Linked DNA regions of Homo sapiens: region 1 is linked to region 2. Evidence: read pairs that join two places in POLR2A ChIA-PET (ENCODE). Cell type or tissue: endothelial cell of umbilical vein. All regions are shown on one strand. Each heading gives the region's core, and the rest is flanking DNA. Links, peaks and the distances in the headings are about the cores only.

Region 1 (8,305 bases), core at 1,975-6,974, 740 kb before region 2:
ATGGCTCACTACAGCCTCAACCTCCTGGGCTCGAGTGATCCTCCTGCTTCAGCCTCCTGAGTAGCTGGGACTACAGGTGCGCATCACCATGCCCAGCTAATTTTTTTATTTTTTGTAGAGATGGGGTTTCGCCATGTTGCCCAGGGTAGTCTAGAACTCCTGAGCTCAAGTGATCTACTCAGCTTCTTCCCCTCAAAGTGCTGGGATTACAGGTGTGAGCCACCATGTCTGGCCTCACACTGAATTTTAACAGCACCTAGCACATAGTTAGTAGGCACTGAAAAAAACTTGTTGAATGTCATTCAATGAATGACACACATATCCAAATGCACAAAGCCATGCTGCATTCTGCAGTTTCTCATTGTAAGAATGTACTGGGCAGAATGGAAGAGAAATACATAATTTCCCAAAGTCTCATGCATTAAATTGTTTATTTGTATCTTGTTTTAGTATGTTCTTGGAAAACATTAAAACTGAACACACTAAAATATTTTGGGACTGGGTGCGGTGGCTCACGCCTGTAATCCCAACACTTTGGGAGGCCAAGGCAGGCAGATCACTTGAAGTCAGGAGTTTGAGACCAGCCTGGCCAAAATGGTGAAACTCTATCTCTACTAAAAATAAAATAAATTAGCTGGGCATGGTGGCATGTGCCTGTAATCCCAGCTACTGAGGAGGCTGAGGCAGGAGAATCGCTTGAACTCGGTAGGCAAAGGTTGCAGTGAGCCGAGATTGCGCCATTGCACTCCAGCCTGGGTGACAGAGCAAGACTCCGTCTCAAAAAAGAAAAAAAAAAAATATATATATGGAAGGAAAAATATATCCATATATATATATATATGGAAGGAGGGAGATTCTTGAAAGTTATTTGAATGACTTAGTAAAAAAAAATCTATAGTCAAAAGATTTTTTTCAAGTAATTTCTTAATCAGCAATAGAGAAAAGAATTTAGATGTAAAAAAGCAATCTTTCATAAACACTGACGAACAAACATGCCAGAAAATATATAGGAGATCTTCCCTGGAGTCAGGTAGGCTCAGAATTCAGACCTTTGCCTTGTAGAATTTCAAAGCCTGATGCCAAGCCAAAAAATGAAAGAAGGATGTATAAGTTATGAATACTCTGAAAAGACTCCCACCTCATTAATATGTCTCAAAACACATTGCTTAAGGGTAAAGTTAATTAAATCACAGTACACATAAATTTGAAAAGGACTGGTAATCAATCACAGACAAAATTATGTTATATTGAGACAAAATGAGAATAGTGGACATAAACAAAAATTAAGTGAAAACAGATTCACACAATGGAAGGAACTTTTCACCTGACTTAATGCTGACTCTCTATGCTATCCAGCTTTCAGGGATATTTGAGGCAAACTGAGTAAAGAATTAAATATTATTCTTCACTTGAGATCTTTTAAAGTAGTGAATCTCATTTTGGGAGGCTGAGGTGGGAGGATCACTTGAGGTCAGGAGTTTGAGATCAGCCTGGCCAACATGGCGAAACCCTGTTTTTACTAAAAATACAAAAATTAGCCAGGTGTGGTGGCATGTGCCTGTAATCCCAGCTACTCGGGAGAATGAGGTGGGAGGATTGCTCGAACCTCAGAGGTGGTGGTTGCAGTGAGCCGAGATCATGCCACTGTACTCCAGCCTGGGTGACACAGCGAGACTCCATCTCAAACAAAACAAAATAAAATAGTGAATCTTCCATTTAGCACTTGATAATTTCTTAAGCTGGCTATAAAACTCTTAAATTTACTGGCTGAATTATGCAGTTTTGTGGCTTTTTCGAAACCTTTATATGTGTTTTCTTGTTGTCTGTCCTTGGGCCTTTCACTTTCATTTCAACTATTTTGCAAGAAAAGAAAAGAAAGAAACTTGAACCAGCCATTCTTATTACTTGTTAACAGTTCTGACAAAATATACCCCAAGTTTTTGCTTGTTTTGTTTTGAATTAGCTGCAAGTTCCAAGTATTCATGCATTCTCACTAATATAGGAACAATCAACAGGAGGTGTGAAGTTACCTTCTGTAGCTGGAATAATTTCTATCCCTGAAAAGTTATTTCCCTGATAAATCTTCCTCCTATAACATAGAAACTTAGAATTGGAAGGGTCTTAGTAATAAGCTACTTCAAACCTTTACTGAGGCATCTTCCTAGCAACTACTACTAGGAGGAAGTGATGTATGGTGGAAAGAACAAAGGTTTGGGAGACAGACAGACCTAATTAATAACCCTGGTATGCCATCTAAAACTTTTGAATTTCAGTTTATTTATCTGTAAATGAGGCTAGCAAAAGGTATTCATGAGGCCCTTGGGCAGATTATGTAATATAACAGATGTACAAAGGCCAGCAGCACCATGCCATGGATAAACCGCAGGACTTGGAGTTGGAGCTGAACCCAGCAGGGTCCTGTCCCAGCTTTGTCTCTTCAAGGCTGTGTGTTTCTGGACAGGTCACTTATCTTCTCTAAGGCCCAGTTTTCCTATCTGTAAAATGGGAAAAAATACACCTAATTCTTGATACTATTTTTAAAGACTGAATGGGATAACGTATACTATGCTCAAATAATATGATCTATTATCATTAGGTCAATTCAGATTAAAAGCTAGGAGCTGGATAAACCCACTTCCAAGGTTCTCGGATTAACAATGTTATATACATAATAAAGGCAGCTATGTTTATAACTGATAATGTTAATTTACGAGAGGAAAATCAAGGTTACACATTCATAGTACAGGTTAAGTATCCTTTATCTGAAGTACTTGGGAGAAGAAGTGTTTTGGATTTTTGATTTTTTGAATTTTAGGATATTTGCATATATGTAATGAGATATCACGAACATGGAACCCAAGTCTCAACATGAAATTTAATTATGTTTCATATACAACTTATACACATAGCCTGAAAGTAATTTTCTACAATATTTTAAATAATTGTATGCATGAGACAAAGTTTTTAAATTTTGTTTGTTTGTTTTGTGTTTTTTAATAGAGATGTGGTCTCACTATGTTGCTCACACTGGCCTCAAATTCCTGGGCTTACGAGATTCTCCTGCCTCAGCCTCTGAAAGCACTAGGATTACAGGAGTGAGCCACTGCGCTCAGCTGAAACAAAGTTTTAACTGCAACCAGTCACTTGAGGTCAACCAGTTACTTGAGGTGTGGAATTTTCTATTTGTGGTGTCATGTTGGTGTGCTCAAAAAGTTTCAGATTTTGGAGCATTTCAGATTTTGGATTTTTGAATTAGGGATGCTCAACCTGTATATGCAGTAGAAAAAACCATCCTATATTTTAAAATTTCTCGAACATATTAACACATATATATTTATTATGTGCTTCGTAAGCATAAGTCAATATAGAAGACAAAAAGCGGGGAACCCAAAGAGGGTCATAGGGTACTCCTGAGAAGACACCCATCTAGAAGGGGGTTGAAGGCATCTATGCACACTGGAATAACTAACTTCACAAGTAGCAAATGCTAAATGGTAAATAAAGGGTGCAAAATAATAAACACTACAGGAGTTCCGAAGAGCAAAGCTAGGCTCACTTTCAGAAGGTACAGTCAAAAGAAGAGGAGGTGGGATTTGTGTTGAGTCTTTGAGGTGGGATTTGGAGAGGAGGTGAGTAGCATGGAGGTCATTATTTCAGATGGAGAGAATGTGCTATCCTGTCCATCCCTCACCTCCAATTGAAACTGATGACAAGGATGCAAATATGAGTCTCAGAAGATTCCATCACTTGGTTTAAGAAGAAGGGTGAGGCCGGGCGCGGTGGCTCATGCCTATAATCCCAGCACTCTGGGAGGCCGAGGCAGGTGGATCAGTTGAGGCCAGGAGTTTGAGACCAGCCTGGCCAACGTGGTGAAACCCTGTCTCTACTAAAAATACAAAAATTAGCTGTGTGATAGCTTGTGCCTATATTCCCAGCTATTTGGGAGGTTGAGGCAGGAGAATCGCTTGAACCTGGGAGGCAGAGGTTGCAGTGAGCTGAGATCGGGCCACTGCACTCCAGCTTGGGCAACAGAGTGAGACCCTGTCTCCAAAAAAAAAAAAAAAAAAAAAAAAACCTAGATAAAGATCACCTCTCTCCATAGAAAGCTAGGAAAAAAACCATTAGGGGCAATATTAATGAACAATTTGCTACCCGCCCAGCGTTCCTCATTTCCCAGATGTGTATGTTATCAAACTGCTGAAGCTTGGTTAGGGGTAAGAACACACATCAAACTGGCCATAGCTGAATCCACATCCTAAGGAATTCGCATGACTACAACATAAAAAGTTAAAGAAACAAGAAAACAAAGGTGGAAATACCTGTTGTTAAACTTATCTTGACATAGTTTCAGGAGTCATGTGCAGAGTTCTCAGGTTAGGGTTTACTATGACTCAAAGCCACATCTTTCCTTTAGGGTCCGGGATCATGGAACCCACCCCTACCTCTCACTGACATCTCCACCTCGATGACTCAAAGGCACCACACATTCCCTATCTCTAGAATGCACAAGCCTCCTCCCAACAATTGCCTAAACCCAAACCTACAAGTCCCCATAGACCCTTCCCTCTCTTCCCTAGCTTGTGTAATAGATGGCTCACTTATCTCTCCAGTCCGTTTCCACCTCCTCTAATCTATCCATACACCACACTGCTGCCACATAGAGTATCATCTACAGGATAAAATCTGAACTTCTTAGCAAAGCTCCAAAGGGCATCATTATCTGGCCCCAGCCTATCAGTCTGACTTGAGCTTCCAACATGCTTCCCTTGAAATTTGCATTCTGGCAACATCTAATTACCTAAGAGGTCCTTGAGCTTAACCTGCTTTGGGGGCCTCCCTGTCTTGCACACACTCTTCCCTCTTTACTATACTAACAACTTGGGAAACTTCCACTCATCCTTCTAGCCCAAGCTCAAGTAGCATCTCTGCTCTGATTCTTGTTTGACACCTTTGCACATGCTGAAATGCTCCACTGTCCATGTACCTCACAGTATTGCTATTGTTCACAAGGTCAGACTTTGCACCCACATTGCAAGCCCCTTGAAATCAGGGACAAAATATTTTTCTCCTTCTGTCCTCCAACCTGGCACACAGCAGCTCACCCAAACAAAAATCTGTTGAGTATAGTGGCACATGCCTGTGGTCCCAGCTACTCAGGAGGCCAAGGTGGGAGAATCGCTTGAGTCCAGGAGGTCGAGGCTGCAGTGAGCCATGATCGCGCCACTGCACTCCAGCCTGGGCAACAGAGCGAGACCTTATCTTAAAAGAAAGAAAGAAAAAATCTGTTGAGTAAATGACTGAACTTTAAAATGAGGAAAAGAAGAAGCAATATCATTTGGTTAAAACCAAGAAGTTTGAAGAAATTCACTGGAAACATTAGTTTATTTACTGGAAGAGAAAGGGTGACTTGCATAAGGGTATTCTCTATCAGTTTATCCTTTCTTTGAAACTGCCAACAAAATAGTCTCCCAAATGTCGTATTATAGGGCAAAGAAACACAGTGGCATTTGTGGAAAAGACATAACCCCTATAGTACTACCTGAATTTACAGAGTTTTTGAACTGTTTTCAACTGCTACTCAGATTTATCTAGAATATTTCCAATCCTCTTCCTACTACAAAACAACAAATCAACAGAAAACACCATAAAAACTTAGAACCAGCAAGTCAACAGAGATTTAGCAGTAACTTAGCTTTGAGAACGCTCGAAGTTACTTTCAAAGCCCATCTATAAAGGAGGAGACATTATAAAATTGTCAAGAGAGTTTCTCCTTTTTGGCATACCTTGACTAACAGGGTGACACACAGATTCCTGCCTGAAGTACTAGGGCTGAACTCTAAAATCCTCAACTTTTGAGTGTTTGGTTAATTGCAATCATTTACTTTCCTTGGGAATTAATAGAAACCATCTGCTTAATGATAAAGCTGAGCTCTGCAATTATTTGAGGAAAAATGTGCCACAGTCAGCACAAAAAAGCCTTATTGAGGAAGCCTGCTAGACTATGTATTTTTTTAATAATTAAAGCCAATTGCATTCATTAATTTTAAAATGCCATTGTGATCAGCTAACTCTTTTTAAAAATTTATCAGCACCACCCTTGTTAATATGCACCTATGCAACCTTCAATTTTAAACTTACGGTAGCTTAAATAACTATAATTGTACAGATGGTTGTGATCACACATCAGAATGTTGAGGTGATCATGAGAAAAAATAAAGATGGAGAAATAAATGTCTACTGTGAACCACATATCTGCCTTCTGGGTCTGATACCTGTGTGTAGCAGAGTTATTTTACTTCCTAGCAAACAGGAAGATTGTTGTAAGCACTCCAAACAAACTGACTTTGAACTGGTCATCAGTCAAAGCTCCCAGTAATACTAACTGCAGTTCTGCTAGCAGATGTGGAGGGTCCCAGAAAAACAGGCAGCTTTTGTTACACAGCAGCCTGCAGAACAGGAAGAGCCAACAAAGTCCCCACTGAATGGCTGTAAATATTGATCCACCTGTAAAGAATAAGGGTGCCATCTCTGTATGATGGCAAATAAATAAAGAAGGAGGAGAGTGGAGGAAAGAGAAACACACACATTAGGGCCAATTGCTTGAAGCTGGTTTCTTCTCCCTGTGTGTGGCCCAAGGGAAGAGGAGACGTTTATTTGGACATCCTCTCTTCCAAAAGGTTGGCTGTCTGATTTTCAATGGGTCCAATGCTAGAGTCCAGTTAATTTCATAAGCAGACACCATATAGTTATGAAGCAACTTAATAAGGATTTTGAATTTTTAAAAGCCAGTTGGTGGGAAGCAGCTGATCCACACCACCTCAACCAAAAAACAAAAAGCCCCACTATATTTCTATGATGTTTAAAACTACTACAGTCCTTAACCTACAGTATGGCATGGAAGCTAAGAAGGTGGATTTTGTCAAGTATGACAAATACTGACTGAAATCTCCATTAGCCATTCACAACCTGTACACATTCAAGAAAGTTACTTTTTTTTTTTTTTTTTTTTTTTTGGAGACAGGCTCTCACTCTGTTGTCTAGGCTGGAGTGCAGTTATGCAACCTCGGCTCACTACAACCTCTGCCTCCTGGGCTCAAGTGAACCTCCCACCTCAGCCTCCCAAGTAGCTGGGACCACAGGTGCATGCCACCACGCCCGGCTAATTTTTATATTTTTTAGTAGAGACAGGGTTTTGCCATGTTGCCTAGGCTGGTCTTGAACTCCCGGGCTCAAGCAATCCTCCCACCTTGGCCTCCCAAAGTGCTGGGATTACAGGTGTGAGCTCCCGTGCCAGGCCAAGAAAGTTCCTTAATGTCACTCTACACTATTTCCTATTTCTGTAAAATGGAGGGAATATTAATAACAGGAAACTAAGTAAGACAATGTATGAAAAGCACTTAGTCCAGAGCCCCGAACAGAGCAAGTGCTCCACAAAGGTGGGTTCTATTTGCTTTTTTATTCTTATTGTCATTACAGCCAAAGTCAGAGAATTAGCAATAAAGTCTCAGGAATCACCAATGGGGGTCCCATCGTCAGAAGGAAGGCATCTCCTCTCTTCTTTCCAGAGGGACTTGAGGGAGGAAGTTAAGAGTTGGGCACAGAGCGCTGTGAGTAGTAGTAGCAAGCAGCACTTGTATTAGGAACGTATGTAAAGACCCTGTTTTAAATTGGAGTAAACACAATCACATTTCTGACAAATAGGGAAGTGGTCTCTTAGAATGGCCGTCCCCAATCTTTTTGGCACCAGGGACCCGTTTCATGGAAGACACGGAGGTGGAGTGGGAGTGGATGTTTTCATCAGGCAATAGATCCTCATAAGAAGCGCGCAATCTAGGGAGGTTAGATCCCTCTCCTGCGCGGTTCACAATAGAGTTTGAGCTCCTCTGAGAATCTAATGCTGCAGCTGATCTGACAGGAGGTGGAGCTCAGGCTGTATTGCTCGCTGGCCGGCGGCTCACCTCCTGCTGTGCGGCCCGGTTCCTAACAGGACAAGGACTGGTACTGGTCTTTGGCCTGGGGGTGGGGACCCCTGTCTTAGAATATGAATATTTATGTGTCATCCCCAGGTTCTTAAATTTTTTTTTTTTCTCGGCCGGGCTTGGTGGCTCACGCCTGTAATCCCAGCACTCTGGGAGACCGAGGCGGGCGGATCACCTGAGGTTAGGAGATAGAGACCATCCTGGCTAACACGGTGAAACCCTGTCTCTACTAAAAATACAAAAAATTAGCCGGGCGTGGTAGCGGGCACCTGTAGTCCCAGCTACTTGGGAGGCTGAGGCAGGAGAATGGCGTGAACCGGGGAGGC
Region 2 (8,305 bases), core at 1,175-6,174:
CCAAAGTAATCAGAGTAGAATAGAGAGGCAATTAAATTGAAAGCCAACAATCTGCTGAATACGTATTTTAGTATCATTTCACCCTACCCTAACCTTCTTTATATGTTCAGACATCGGTAAGTGTAGTTCTCCTGTTCAGTAACTTACTGTGATTTTTTTTCATTTTTTTTGTCCCAAGTCGGTTGCAGAAGGAGGTGGCTATTCAACATAGGTCTCAGGGTGGTGAAAAATGAGTTAATATTTATTTGTTCCTATATAGATATTAAAGTATGCTTGACCAGGCACAGTTGCTCATGCCTGTAATCCCAGCACTTTGGGAGGCTGAGGTGGGAGGATCACTTGAGGCCAGGAGTTTGAGACCTACCTGGGCAACATAGCAAGACCCCCATCTCTACAAAAAAAGACGAATAAAAATTATTCAACCTGGGAAATCTGATTGAACAACAACAACAACATATAGCTAGGCATGGTGGCACATGACTGTAGTCCTAGATATTTGGGAGGCTGAGGCAGGTGGTTTATTTGTGTCCAGGAGTCCAAGACTGCAGTGAGCTATGATCATGCCACTGCACTCCAGCCTGGGTGACCAGACCAAGACTCTGTCTTTAAAAAATAAGTAAATACATAAATACATCTAAAGCATGCTTTACACACATCATCTCATTCAACACTCATAAACAATTCATGAGTAGGTTCACACTGCCTCTTATAAAGGAGCAAACTGCGTCTTCAAGAGGATAACATAACCTAATCCACCACTAATAAATTTTACCCCTTTAAATGATACAATTCCAACCAATGATTTGTGCAACAAAAACTTTTCTCCACTCTAACTTCTCCTCAAATCATTCTTTTGCAAACATACAAAAAATGACATACACATGGCCAGGCTCATGCCTGTAATCCCAACATTTTGGGAGGCCAAGGCGGGTGGATCATGAGGTCAAGAGTTCGAGACCATCTTGGCCAACATGGTGAAACCCCGTCTCTACTAAAATTACAAAAATTAGCTGGATGTGGTGGTGTGCGCCAGTAGTCCCATCTACTCGGGAGGCTGAGGCAGGAGAATTGCTTGAACCCGGGAGGCAGAGGTTGCAGTGAGCCAAGATCACGCCACTGCACCCCAGCCTAGCAACAGAGCAAGACTGCATCTCAGAAACAAACAAACAAAAAAGACAGACACATGCACATGTGCACACACTTAGAATATTGTATACCTACACCACAAGGCTCAAGGAAGCCTTCCATCCTGAAATGCAAATGCAATTAAGCATCTCAATTAGTAACTCTTAATAGCATAGTTTAGACATCAATGTGATTAAACAATTAACTGCAGCCCCTACATGGTGTTTCTTCACTCGCTAAGGTTAGCTGTGGTCGCTATTGTTTCTCCCCATGCCTTTCCCTTCCCACATCACCAGCTTCTTGATTGAGTTGTCCTGACCACACTTGGTTATTTTCCTATGGATTCTAATAATAAGTCAATTACAGAGGCCTGGCAGTTGGGGAAATGACTTTGGTAACTCCCTTCTGCACAGTATGAGCCCAACTAATGACAGAACAGAACACTTACTTTCTTTCCTTTGTTCATTTTGTTATTTTTCCTGCAATCCAATGAACCCTTTCTTTCCTAATTAGTTTTCTGCTCAGCAGCTTATCAAGTTTGTCTCTTCCAAACTAAATACATCAGGCAACTCTAGATCGTTGTCAAGAGACAAAGTTAAATCATTTGGGGAGGGGGTAAAAATAGCTCTAACTCGATCTCTACTGGGCTTTGGGGAAATCTAAAACATGTTCATTTTTCTTTCAAATTGGCTGCCTGGTTTCATTCTTCACTTTCTAGCATGACGGTAAAGTGGATTATTATTATTTTTTTTATCAACAGCATGGCAGCATTTAGATAGGGTGGGGGCAATCCTATTTTCCTATTTCACTGGATGAAGACAAGCAAAACAATATGCTTTGTCAGTATGGATATTTCTCTACCAAGATAGTCCCCAGAACGGTTCTATATAAATGTTATTAAACTCCGCATTAAACAGCCTGTGTGTATGGGTACTGAGCCCAGAAGTGCCTGACAGCTAATGAATAAACATATACTTTATTTCTAGCAAGGCTTTTTTAAAGGATATGGTGCCTGAAAACTTTTGGCAAAAAGATCCACTTACTTTTTATTTTAAAAACGCATATGCTCACATGGAAACAAAAGTAAACCAAGCAGAGTATCACTCCAATTCTTGAATTTATAAATAGGTAAATCTCTTATGATTTTGCCTGAAGAAAGTCAAGAGACGCCACCTTCTTCAGTTCAGAGAAAATGCTGCTGCGGCATGTCTTACTCCAGTCCCACGTTGGAGAGAGAGCTGCGTGTCCTTTATCCAGCTGGGCACTCTCCAGAGGGGGCTTATCTCTTTTTCGAACACATGGACTTGTAAATACAAAGTTCAAAGGGCTTCCTACACAGCCATTTTAGTCCTTATTTGGAAAGAGTAATGTAGATATACATATAGATATAAAATAAAGACAGCAGGTTTACCCAATATAGTTTGGAGCTGGAATTTTCATTCCGTGTGTGTGCGTGTGTGTGTGTGTGTGTGCGCGTCTGTGCACGTTTACATTGTTTTACTGCCTTATCATATATATGCCCAGATTAAACAGCTTACCTTGTTTTAGCCTCATGGTGGAATGAAGGAATACTTACTACTTTTACTACTTTTTCATCTCACTACGATGAATTTATTATGCACTTTTCATGATTTATCTGTGAGATCTCAGTCCATCCACAGTCAATGATAGCACAGAAAGCTCCTTACTCTAAATGTATAGCACAAAGTTTACACATGCAAATAGTATATACTGAAAAAAATAAAACTAGAAAGGCAAGTATGATGTAAATATATACTACATGAAATTTTCAAGGACGAAGACTACTTCTAACCACACCGTGGTGTCTCTGGTTTACCAGATAAGAACTATTATGAGCGGCTGAAGCTTACATCACCCCCCAAGTACAACAAGGCATTTGAGGGCTGAATCCCTGTAACAATTCAGACATGCTGAGAAGGAAGTTCAGGGCAGTCAGGTTTGGTGACTGTTCCATGGACAACGTCCTGGGCTCATCTTTGCGTCATTACCTACCCCTGGAACTGTGATTAACAACCGCTAAGCCTGGGACTTCGCGCCTCTTGATGAACTCTGCTTTAGAACAAAGCCATCATTCTAAGGAGCAGTTTAGTGTGCTGTAATGAACTGGAAGAAGGCAGAATGGCAGAATGTAAAGGCTGGGAGATATGGGCACTCTGCAGGAAAGCAGAGTCATTAAAAATAATGAGCAGTCTTCACTTCCTTCTTTTTATTAACTTTCTGCAAAGGACAACCCGACGCTTTATTTTTTAACACAGTCTCCACTTTTCCTAATATCCGTTAGCAGATGGCTAAACATTTTTTCCACAACATGTTCCATAATACGTGGGACTACGCTGCAAAACACTTAGGGTCTTTCCCCTTTTTGCTTAATACATCTTAAAACTGGTGTTTCTAATAACTGCCTCTAAGCTAAACAAGAACGTGTCATCCCTTCCGCCTCTGAAATATACAAAGGTAACATTTTAAGGGAGAGCTGAAACCACAGAGCAAGGGCAAACAAAAAGACTGTAAATGCCCATCCTAAAGTTCCATTCATTCCAAATTTCTCCCTCAAACTGGCCCTGCAGTACTAATTCGTGTCTAGGAATCTCTAGGAATGGTTTCAACACTTAATTGTTGGCACAGTTTTGCTTTCAGAATTCTGATAGGAAAAGAGAAGCCTGAACGAACCGGACGGTTGGAAAAAGGCCAGAATTTTAGTCTTGAAGAGATTTCTAGCATGAATTATGAACCTAGCTGTTCTGAGTTAGTACTTTGTTCCCTTGGAGAATGGCTGCCTTAGTGCCAAATCACAGAACCGAACTCATTTTTTTCCCCTTGTAGTTAATAACTTAAGCCAAGCTTCTGATCAAAGGGAAGGAGCACAACTGCTAAGACTTAGAGAAATTGTCAGCTTGACCAAAGTCTCTCTGACCTATGGATCCAAGTGACCCAAGTTCCTATTAATCAAAGGGTGGGAGAGGAAGTAGTACTGGAACACCTCTTACACATCAGGCACATGTCAAATACTTCATTTACACTGTTCCACATAATCCTCACAGTAACCCCAAGAAATTGGCATTTTTATCCATGAGTGATATTTAGAAAGTTAAGATTTATTAATTCATTCATTAAACAAATATATATTGTGCAATAAATATATTGTAGGCATGGTACCAGATGCTGAGGCTATAATGATAAGCTAGATAGATGCAGTGTCAGTTGCAGTGAAGTCTTACAATTTAGTGGGGATGATAGATATTGCATAAGTATTTATAAGCCTGATGAGCATTTTAGAAGGGGAAGCATAAAGTGCTGAACAGGTATTGAAAATGGAATTTTTCTCCATTCTTCAACACATGATTATTGGAAGCCCCAAGATACCACTAGCTTTGAAGTCTACTGCAAACTTTTGGCTTAGGAAACTAAACAGTGCTCTTATCAAGCAATAATCTTCCCTCTCCTGGATGTATCCTTGATTAATAATAGTGTCACTAATGGTGAAACATGAGTGGAAGATGCATGATTGTTAATATTACCACAAATGTGTTTGCTTGCTTAAGTAGAGCAAAGCTAAAATTCGACAAACAATTGGTATCTATGTTTAGATACCTAATAGAACTTTCTGTATTGATGGAAATGTTTTATATCTGTGCTATATATGGACCTTGGCTATTGAACATGTGAAAAGTTGATCCTTGGAACTAGGGGATGAAATTTTTTATTTGATTTGATTTTAATGAATTTTAATGTTAAAAGCTATATGTAGTTAGTAGCTACTATATTTGACAACATAGTTATAGATAATTTTCATGGGGCAGAAAGTGTCCGGAAACTTGCTCTCTCCATCATTGCATTTGGAGAGGTTTGGGTCTAAGTCAGTCGGAAGCCAAAAGGAATCAGTTTCTTTTGGAGTCATACTGAGACTCCTCTAATCTAGAGGAACCTTATATTTTTGGGATGGCTTCAAGAAAGATTTAGGCAGCAACAAGAAACCAACTTCAATCTAGACTGTAATAAGATGCAACTACAAACAGATCTGGAATAGTTCTTAAACCAAACTATCCTACCAGTGTTAGTCAGTTTGGAGATAATCCAGCATTGGCCCATTTCAGTTACCCATAAAGGAGGAGGATTCAAGTGCCCCCTAGGGTCAGAGCATGTCTGAAGGAAATATCACACACACACTCATACACATGAGCATATACACACACATGCCTTTGGGTGTTCGTGGATCAGACTTAGTGACCATACGTGTCTGAGACAGTTATTTTGCTAAGAGTTCTAATCAGGAAATGAAATAAAAGAGAGGTGATTTAAACCTAAAAAGAGATGAAACTGAAATTGCTTTAGATCCTTTTGCCGAAGCACCCAACTCATTATCTGAGCTTGTTTTAAATAAGCAAATGTTATCTATCAAGCAATACATAAAATTCGTCCTGCCAGATATTCAATTATTCAGTGATACAGTTTACTACACTGCCGCTTATTTGGGCTCCCATGTTTGGTGGGTCTCATGGCCTAAGAGACTTGCTGGGTTTTTTTGTTTGTTTTTCGCTTTTTGTTTTTTAAATAACACATAGTCAGATAGGTTGGTGCAAAAGTAATAGTGGACTTTGCCATTACTTTCAATGGCAAAAACCACAATTACTTTTGCATCAACCTAATACTTCCAATTTGCTCTTGGATGGCAATGACTTTTTTTCTTTGTGCTTTGGGTCTGCTGGCTGCTACCCCCTTAGCCAGCTACTTGACCTCACACACCAGCTATGAGTTGATCACAACATCTCTAACATAACTGTATCTTATTAGTCACTCAGACATTACTGGCAGCCTACCGCCTCCAGGGCTGCCGTAGGATGTAGCAGCCATATAAGGAAGCAGCAGGAATCAGTCACAATTATCCCTTGCTTTATTCTTAAGGAAAGAAAAGGAATCAGACCATTAAAAATATGATACCTGTATATTAGTAGGCTTGCTCGTTGCCAATTATCCTCTTGAAAACTGGTCTTATGCAAGCACTATTCATTTTCAGTGAAAAATGGGTTTGAGGCATGACTGATAACAGATCAGTTTATGAGATAGTATTAGATTCGTGCAAAAATAATTGTGCTTTTTGCCATTAAAAATAATGGCAAAACAGCAGTTACTTTTGCACCAACCTCATAGTAATAAAAGCTTCTTTTCTTTGGAAGCCAATAATGTACTAAACATACTTAGTATATACCTTCATTATTATATCCCATTTTTGTAAAAATTATTTCTATTTTTCAGGTGAAGAAACAACATCTATGAGCATTAACAACTTGTCGAAGGTCATATATGATACGTTTGGAAGTCACAAACTCATTTAACCCATGTAGCCTGAGCTGTTTCCCGTTTGCTGCACCATATTTTATGAGTAAGGTCCCTGAGAGGAGAAAGAGTTGTGAATGGGGTGGTGGAGGGGAGAAAGAATGCCAAGTTATCCAATTTCATTGGGTTAATAGAATTGATAACATGTCTGTTTTTCAATATAAGTCCCTTAACTTTGTCTAGCACAATCCTAGACACAAATAAGGTATTTGCTGAATGAAGTAAAAATATTAAAATCTGTTCCCAAAATATTCATTTGAAATATATTTTGGAGCCAGTATTATGTAAAAACATTGTATTTTGGCACTGGAATACAGGAAATAAACAAGAACGGAAAAGTTTCTCCCTTTGTGGACTTATATTCAGGTAGAGAAGACCAAAAAAAGCGCAGCAATGAATAAAATCATTCTGGATGGTGGTGAAGCATATGAAGAAAGTAGAACAGAGCAAGGTGGCTCGGGGCTCTGGAGTGACTGTGAAGGGGCTGGAGCACTAATTTAGACTGACTGATCAAGCAGTGCTTAACAGGGAGTTGGCCTTTAGTTAAGAGCTGAGTACCAACAGGAAAACATCAAGATGTATGAGGAGAGTATGCCAACAAGAGAAAACATCTCACTGAATGGACAGCAGGGAAGAGAAGAATCAAAGATGTTTCCTGGAGTTTGCTTTCAGCAACTGGTTAGAACATTAGTCATTTACTGAGAATGGAAGACTTGGAGGAAGCAGATTGTGTGGGAGGGAAATCAAGAGTTCTATTTAATTTTCAGAAGGCATTTCTATAATGCTTACTTTTACAACGCAGGCTCAAAATAAAGTGTCCTAATTCCAGTCATTTGAGATAAAGATTTTATACATTTAGTGAATACATCAAATGTTTTCATTTTGTATCAAAAACTCTAAGAAATACTTATAATTATTCTTTTAAAATTAGTTTTATTTTTTCAATCTTAATAAAAGAAAATGAAAATCTTTAGAAACATCATTTCTACTTTTTCAGACTTTCTAGAATATTAACTACTAAAATGTATTCCTGAACATATTTTTAAAAGAAATGTCATGCTCAGTCAAATTCAGATTGTATCTATTCAAAAAAGTCCATAAAACCTTACAACAAAATTCTTATTTTTTCAATGCTCCTATTTTCCTTGGACTTGAAGAAGATTGTGAATTAGTAAAATCTTCCATTTAAAAAAGCAATGATTTTGTAGTGAGTTCTGGAGGAAACAATGTCATAGTTAACATTGTTACAATGCAGCAAAGGTGGCCAGAAGAAAGACAATCCTCTGCCTTCTGTGGGGAAGGGAGTTAAATCTCAGCCCAGTGTTGGAAGAAAAAGCATTTCCTTAGCAGGCAAGTATGTAGGCCGTGGGAAGGGTGTTCTGGGCCAACGCAGGCACAAATGCATGAACTCATTTGAAAACATAATCTCCCACCTGACTGGAAAATTTAGCATTCTTCGGGTGTATGCACCTTAAAAGAAAATAAATTATTTGAAAGCCTTGGGATCTGATACATCTTGATGTTTTGTTGAGTTTTATCAAAGTGCCTTTACTCTCTCTGTTTTAGGATTACTTCAGAACATCAGAAATGATCATGGAATTTTAAATGTTGATTGACTTTCAAAGTCATTATTTGTTACCTTAAAACTATTTCAAAGAAATTATCTGAAAATCATAAACTTATTTTTCTATGTATTTGGAGAGAGATTCAATTATCTACATATTTGGAGAGATATTCATTTGTCAGAGTCTATATTTGTGTAGACGGATTAACTGGGCAATTGGCTGAAGTTTTTATTCTTTAATTAGACATTTTAGTATTATGC

The links. Peaks named below come from ENCODE experiments on the same cell type or tissue, not always from the same donor. Only the 100,000 strongest peaks of a DNase experiment are listed, where the experiment ranks them.
Region 1: POLR2A ChIA-PET joins it to region 2 with 5 read pairs; 2 of 35 experiments call an interaction of 5 or more read pairs at or near these places.

The regions. Positions count from the first base shown.
Region 1 is chr12:42,545,071-42,553,375 of GRCh38, forward strand. The region is part of intron 1 of PRICKLE1 (prickle planar cell polarity protein 1); the gene reads right to left. Among named protein-coding and RNA genes, the nearest start is that of PRICKLE1, 41 kb to the right of the region's middle. RefSeq lists an enhancer at 8,115-8,305. In endothelial cell of umbilical vein, for the core only: no CTCF peak of the experiment used is centred there; no DNase peak of the experiment used is centred there.
Region 2 is chr12:43,285,782-43,294,086 of GRCh38, forward strand. No RefSeq gene overlaps it. Among named protein-coding and RNA genes, the nearest start is that of LINC02461, 130 kb to the left of the region's middle. In endothelial cell of umbilical vein, for the core only: no CTCF peak of the experiment used is centred there; DNase peaks (open chromatin) are centred at 3,100, 3,470 and 3,680.